2 separate regions of the Homo sapiens genome follow, and region 1 is linked to region 2. Evidence: chromatin contacts called from ENCODE POLR2A ChIA-PET data. All regions are on one chromosome and are shown on one strand. The core of a region is the stretch at or near the end of the contact, and the rest is flanking DNA. Distances in the headings are between cores, read along the strand shown. Region 1 overlaps ARHGEF2 (Rho/Rac guanine nucleotide exchange factor 2). Region 2 overlaps GATAD2B (GATA zinc finger domain containing 2B).

Region 1 (3,301 bases), core at 628-3,127, 2.1 Mb before region 2:
TTGCATTTTTAGTAGAGACAGGGTTTCATCATGTTGGCCAAGCTGGTCTCGAACACCTGACCTCAGGTGATGCACCCGCCTCGGCCTCCCAAAGTGCTGGGATTATAGGCGTGAGCCACCGTGCCCAGCCGTCTTTAAAAAATATTTTAAAAAACTAGTCAGGTGTGGTGGCATGTGCCTATAGTCCCAGCTACTTGGGAGGCTGAGACAGGAGGATCGCTTGAGCCCAGAAGTTCGAGGCTGCAGTGAGTTATCATTGTGCCACTACACTCCAGCCTGGGCACCAGAGTAAGACCTCATTTCTGGAAAAAAAAAAATAATAATAAAATTTTTGAAAGATAAAAATGAGGGCCGGGTGTGGTGGCTCATGCCTGTAATCCCAGCACTTTGGGAGGCCGAGGTGGGGAGATCACGAGGTCAGGATTTCGAGACCAGCCTGACCAATATGAAGAAACCCCATCTCTACTAAAAATACAAAAATTAGCCGGGCCTGGTGGTGCGTGCCTGTAATCCCAGCTACTCAGGAGGCTGAGGCAGGACAACTGCTCGAACCTAGGAGGTGGAGGTTGCAGTGAGCTGAGATCGCGCCATTGCACTCCAGCCTGGGCAATACAGTGAGACTCTGTCTCAAAAAAAAAAAAAAAAAAAGATAAAAATGATTAGAAAAGTATCTAAGATCATAATAATGCAGAATATTAACCTGGAATGGACCTTGAAAACCTCACGTGAACTGTGAGGTCCTTATCCTAGGGCCCCACGAGTTTTAGCCAAGCCAGGGTAGAGGCCAAATGTCCCAATGTCCCCCACAGAGCTAATCCAGACAGAGCTGCACCATGTGAGGACACTGAAGATCATGACCCGCCTCTTCCGCACGGGGATGCTGGAAGAGCTACACTTGGAGCCAGGAGTGGTCCAGGGCCTGTTCCCCTGCGTGGACGAGCTCAGTGACATCCATACACGCTTCCTCAGCCAGCTATTAGAACGCCGACGCCAGGCCCTGTGCCCTGGCAGCACCCGGAACTTTGTCATCCATCGCTTGGGTGATCTGCTCATCAGCCAGGTGGGAAAAGGCAGGACCCCTGGGTGACATTCATGGAAGGAGGTGTGACTGGGTTGGGCATTTCTTGGGTCCAAATTCTAGGGGTTGGAGGGGAGCCAGGGAGAGCTGGAGAAACAGGAAGCCAGCCTGTTTGGCAGGAGGCCAGAGGTGTGTCCAGTGGGTAAAGTGTGGCTTTGGGGGAATGCTGACCTAACCTTACTCGACCAACTTCTAGTTCTCAGGTCCTAGTGCGGAGCAGATGTGTAAGACCTACTCGGAGTTCTGCAGCCGCCACAGCAAGGCCTTAAAGCTCTATAAGGAGCTGTACGCCCGAGACAAACGCTTCCAGCAATTCATCCGGGTGAGCGGACCTCTCCAGATCCCATGCTCATGGCCCAAACCCACCCTCCCCAACTCATGGGGGTAGTGCCTGTGAGCTGCACCCACATGGAGGTCAGGCATTCGCCACCCGTGCAGACCATCCATACACAGATCCTGTCAGCAGTAACCCCTCAGAATGCTAGAGCACGTTGTGGTAGTTTCCCAAGTACTTTTTGCTCCTTCAGTTGGTCCTCACAACAAACCTGTGGCGTTGTTATCCCCATTTTCCAGATATGTCACCTAGGCAAGCATGAGGTAAATGGCCACGCCAGGGCCAGCACCAGAGCTCAGGCCCCAGGCCTTTCTGTTGCCCTCCCCTCTGGCCCTGAGCCCTGCCTCCTCCCTTGTAGAAAGTGACCCGCCCCGCCGTGCTCAAGCGGCACGGGGTACAGGAGTGCATCCTGCTGGTGACTCAGCGCATCACCAAGTACCCGTTACTCATCAGCCGCATCCTGCAGCATTCCCACGGTGAGTAGGCAGGCCCAGGAGAGGGCCACTGGGAGACGGCCACCTGGGGTGAGGAAAGGCTCGGTATGACCACAGGAAGGGTGGGGTCGGGTGTGAAACCCTGGGCAGCCTCTAAAGGTGGAATCAAGACACGATGGGAACTGGGGTGTGAGTGAAACTGGTTGAGCCGTTCCCCATGCCAACCCCCGGTGCCAGGGATCGAGGAGGAGCGCCAGGACCTGACCACAGCACTGGGGCTAGTGAAGGAGCTGCTGTCCAATGTGGACGAGGGTATTTATCAGCTGGAGAAAGGGGCCCGTCTGCAGGAGATCTACAACCGCATGGACCCTCGGGCCCAAACCCCAGTGCCTGGCAAGGGCCCCTTTGGCCGAGAGGAACTTCTGAGGCGCAAACTCATCCACGATGGCTGCCTGCTCTGGAAGACAGCGACGGGGCGCTTCAAAGGTCAGACCTGCTCGGCAGACTAGGCAGGAATTCAAAGTCAGATGGAGAGTGGGAGATGCCTGCAGGTCTTAGAATCAACCTCTCTTGGCCGGGTGCAGTGGCTCAACGCCTGTAATCCCAGCACTTAGGGAGGCCGAGGCGGGCGGATCACGAGGTCAGGAGATTGAGACCATCCTGGCTAACACAGTGAAACCCTGTCTCTACTGAAAATACAAAAAATTCGCCGGGCGTGGTGGTGGGCGCCTATAGTCCCAGCTACTCAGGAGGCTGAGGCAGGAGAATGGCGTGAACCCAGGAGGCGGAGCTTGCAGTGAGCCCAGATTGCACCACTGCACTCTAGCCTGGGTGACACAGCAAGACTCCATCTCAAAAAAAAAAAAAAAAAAGAATCAACCTCCCTTTATGCAGCCCATACAACAGTGAGACTCAGTGGGAGAGAAAAATAGGATCTCTGTGGCAGAAAAGCCTGAATTCTGCAGTTAACTTTATGGACCATACAGGGCCTTCCCTATCAGTATTTTATAATTTCTTTGGTCCTTGCATGCCTAGAGAGCTACTAGTTTTACTGAGGAAGACAAAGAAGCTCTCAGACTGGAGGACAGGATCAGTTGATTCCCCCAGCTGGAATCCCAGCTACCAGGGATGGGAGTAAGCAAGAGCTTTGGGGAGCGCAGCCAGAGGAGGCCCAGAGGAGGGGACTGAGCCGGTGAAGGACAGGCAGGGAGGAGAAGAGACAGCAGGGCAGAGGGAGCAGATCAGGGGCCAGGGCACACTTTCCCAGGCTCTCTTTCCAGAATTTGTCTGCACTGGCAAAGTCTTTCTCACCTAAATCAAAGCAAGAGAATAGCAGGCCTTGGCTTTGGGGATGAGATGTGAGGGACAATAGGAAACTGTGATACCTGAGGCCAAAGCCTGCCTGAGCCTCTGTACCTGTGTCATGAAATCCCTGCTCCCTGGGTTTGGATATTG
Region 2 (2,954 bases), core at 235-2,734:
TGTAATCCCAGCACTTTGGGAGGCCAAGGCGGATGAATCAGTTGAGGCCAGGAGTTCGAGACCAGCCTGGGCAACATGGCAAAAACCCATCTTTACAAAAAATACAAAAATTAGCTGGGCGTGGTGATGCGCACCTGTAGTCCCAGCTACTCCCAGTCCCAGAGGCTGAGGTGGGAGAATCGCTTGAGCTGCAGGAGGCAGAGGTTGCAGTGAGCCGAGATCATGCCACTGTACTCCAGCCCAGGTGACAGAGCCAGACCCTGTGTAAAAAAAAAATATATAAAATAAGTAGGAGCCATACTCATACCTTGAATTTAGCCTAATTAGACCCATTTTAGACTTAATGACTTTCTGAATGAAAGGTAATACAATTTGTATTGTGTTTAAGCCACTAAATTTGTGGTAATTTATTATAGCAGCCATAGAAAACTAATAGTAGGCTGGGCTCACGCCCGTAATCCCAGCACTTTGGGAGGGGGAAGGTGGGTGGATCACTAGAGGTCAGGAGTTTGAGACCTGCCTGGCCAACATAGGAAAACCCTGTCTCTACTAAAAATACAAAAATTAGCCGGGCGTGGGGACACCTGTCTGTAATCCCAGCTACTCGGGAGGCTGAGGTGAGAGAATCACTTGAGCCCAGGAGGCAGAAGTTACAGTGAGCTGAGATCTTGCACTCCAGTCTGGGCAACAGAGCAAGACTCTGTCTCAAAAACAACAACAACAAAAAAAAAAAACAAAAAGAAAGCTAATGCTACAGTTACGTTTCAAAAAAATACGGACAATCTCCTATTCAACCACAATACCATTATAACCAACAAGATTAATAATAATTCCCTAATATTATTTAATACTTAGTCCATTTGAAAATTTACCCAGTTCCCCATAGTATCTTTTGTAGCTGTGTTTAAACCAAGATTCAATCAAAGATTATACATTATATTTGATTATGTCTGTAAGTCTCTCTTAACCTAGAACAGTCTGTATCACCACCTCTTTTTTTTTATATCAACTTTTTTGAAGAGACCGTGCTCATTGATTTGAAATATGTTCCACATTGTAGATTTGTCAGATTGTTTCCATGTTAATTGTCTCAATGCCTGCAGTGAAAAGTTTGATCCCTACGGTAAGGTAACAGCAAGATTGTTCCATTGTTAAGATGTGTTTTTCCTTTTGCAATTAGTCGTCTGTGGAGTTATTTTGTTTATATGAACTGAACTAGTTCTTATGAAAATAAATGTTAAATTTCCAGACCAGCATATTTTATAATGGCAGTATAATAGACTATATAACCTAAAACACTTCTGCTATTTCATTACAAAACACCTAGTAATGCTGGATGAAATGTAACAACTATTTTTTAATTTTTAAACAAACTTTTAAAAATGTATAGCTAGTTGAGCCTGAAAGAATTAAGGAAAATTCTCAGGGACTGCAAATGAAAGAGGAACTGAAAATGAGCAGTATGCATGTTACTTAATGCTGTGGTATTTCTGGGTGCTTTGCCTAGTCTCAGTTACTGAAAGGCTTGGTTTTTGTTTGTTTGTTTGTTTGTTTTTTGAGACGGAGTCTTGCTCTGTCGCCCAGGCTGGAGTGCAGTGGCAAGATCTCGGCTCACTGCAAGCTCCACCTCCCGGGTTCACACCATTCTCCTCTCTCAGCCTCCCGAGTAGCTGGGACTACAGGTGCCCACCACCAAGCCCAGCTAATTTTTTTGTATTTTTAGTAGAGACGGGGTTTTACCATGTTAGCCAGGACGGTCTCGATCTCCTGACCTCACGATCCGCCCGTTTCAGCCTCCCAAAGTGCTGGGATTACAGGTGTGAGCCACCGTGCCTGGCCTAAAGGCTTCGTTTTAATGTCCATGAGCCTTAGGCCTGTATGGAACAGAGTTAGAAATGCAAATCTCTATATAAAGCAGGGAGCCTTGAAGGTTCATACTCAAGAGAAAGGAAGGGACCACAGAAAATTCCATCTACTAGTTTGAGGAAACAAGGAAACTTCTGTGTCTCAGCTTGGGCTCTGGCTGGGGGTAGATGGGAATGTCTCCTGAAAATTTATGTTTGGACTCAAGAATATACAATAAGGAAAGGATCAATAGGGCAAGGATAGTCCCTCCAACAAATGTTGTTGGGAAAAGTGGATATCCACAGCAAAATAATGAAATTATCTTGTACTGTACACAAAAATCAACCCAAAATGGATTAAAGAGTTAAACATAAGACCTGAAACTATAAAACTCATAAGAAGAAAACAGGGAAAAAGCATTATGACATTGGTCTTGGCAATGATTTCGTGGATATGACATCAAAAACACAGGCAACAAAAGCAAGTGGAACTGCATCAACCTAAAAAGCTTCTGCACAGCAAACAGCAGAATGGAAAGGCAATCTACAAAATGTGAGGAAATGTTTGTGAACCATATATTTGATAAGGGGTTAATCTCCAACATATGTAAGGAACTCATACAACTCAGTAGCAAAAAATATATGTATATTAAAAAATAGGCGCTTCACTGCCGTCCGTTGATTTATTTCTCCAGGAAGAAAAATGGCATCTGTTGCAGTTGATCCACAACTGAGTGTGATGACTCGGGTGGTCAACCTGCCCTTGATGAGCTCCACATATGACCCCATGTCCTCAGCCCATGTCAGTACAAAGGACCAGTGTCCTACTTGAAGTCTGTGTGTGAGATGGCAGGGAAGGGTGTGAAGACCATCACCTCGGTGGCCATGACCAGTGTGCTCTGCCCATCATCCAGAAGCTAGAGCTGCAAATTGCAGTTGCCAATATCCGTGTCTGTAAGGGGCTAGACAGGATTGAGGAGAGACTGCCTATTCTGAATCAGCCATCAACTCAGGTTGTTGCCAATGCCAAAGGTGCTGTGACTGGGGCAAAAGATGCTGTGACGACTACTGTGACTGGGGCCAAGGATTCATCACAGGGTTGATGGACAA

Evidence for each region. ChIA-PET counts read pairs that join two places held with the same protein, here RNA polymerase II (POLR2A).
Region 1: POLR2A ChIA-PET joins it to region 2 with 10 read pairs in activated B cell. The contact joins two enhancer-like sites. POLR2A ChIA-PET finds 5 or more read pairs at or near these places in 2 of 52 experiments (activated B cell and activated CD4-positive, alpha-beta T cell).

What each region holds. Positions count from the first base shown.
Region 1 is chr1:155,960,692-155,963,992 of GRCh38, reverse strand. It overlaps ARHGEF2 (Rho/Rac guanine nucleotide exchange factor 2), which reads left to right. Exons shown (of 22, transcript NM_001162383.2): 8 at 810-1,060; 9 at 1,275-1,400; 10 at 1,771-1,888; 11 at 2,084-2,332. Among named protein-coding and RNA genes, the nearest start is that of MIR6738, 11 kb to the right of the region's middle. RefSeq lists a silencer at 1,721-2,015 and an enhancer at 1,272-2,471. Within about 2 kb of position 1,877, at least 29 of the 41 ENCODE cell types and tissues checked have a DNase peak (open chromatin) inside an H3K27ac peak, as active enhancers do.
Region 2 is chr1:153,853,006-153,855,959 of GRCh38, reverse strand. The region is part of intron 1 of GATAD2B (GATA zinc finger domain containing 2B); the gene reads left to right. It also overlaps the pseudogene LOC645965. Among named protein-coding and RNA genes, the nearest start is that of GATAD2B, 68 kb to the left of the region's middle. Within about 2 kb of position 1,484, at least 4 of the 41 ENCODE cell types and tissues checked have a DNase peak (open chromatin) inside an H3K27ac peak, as active enhancers do.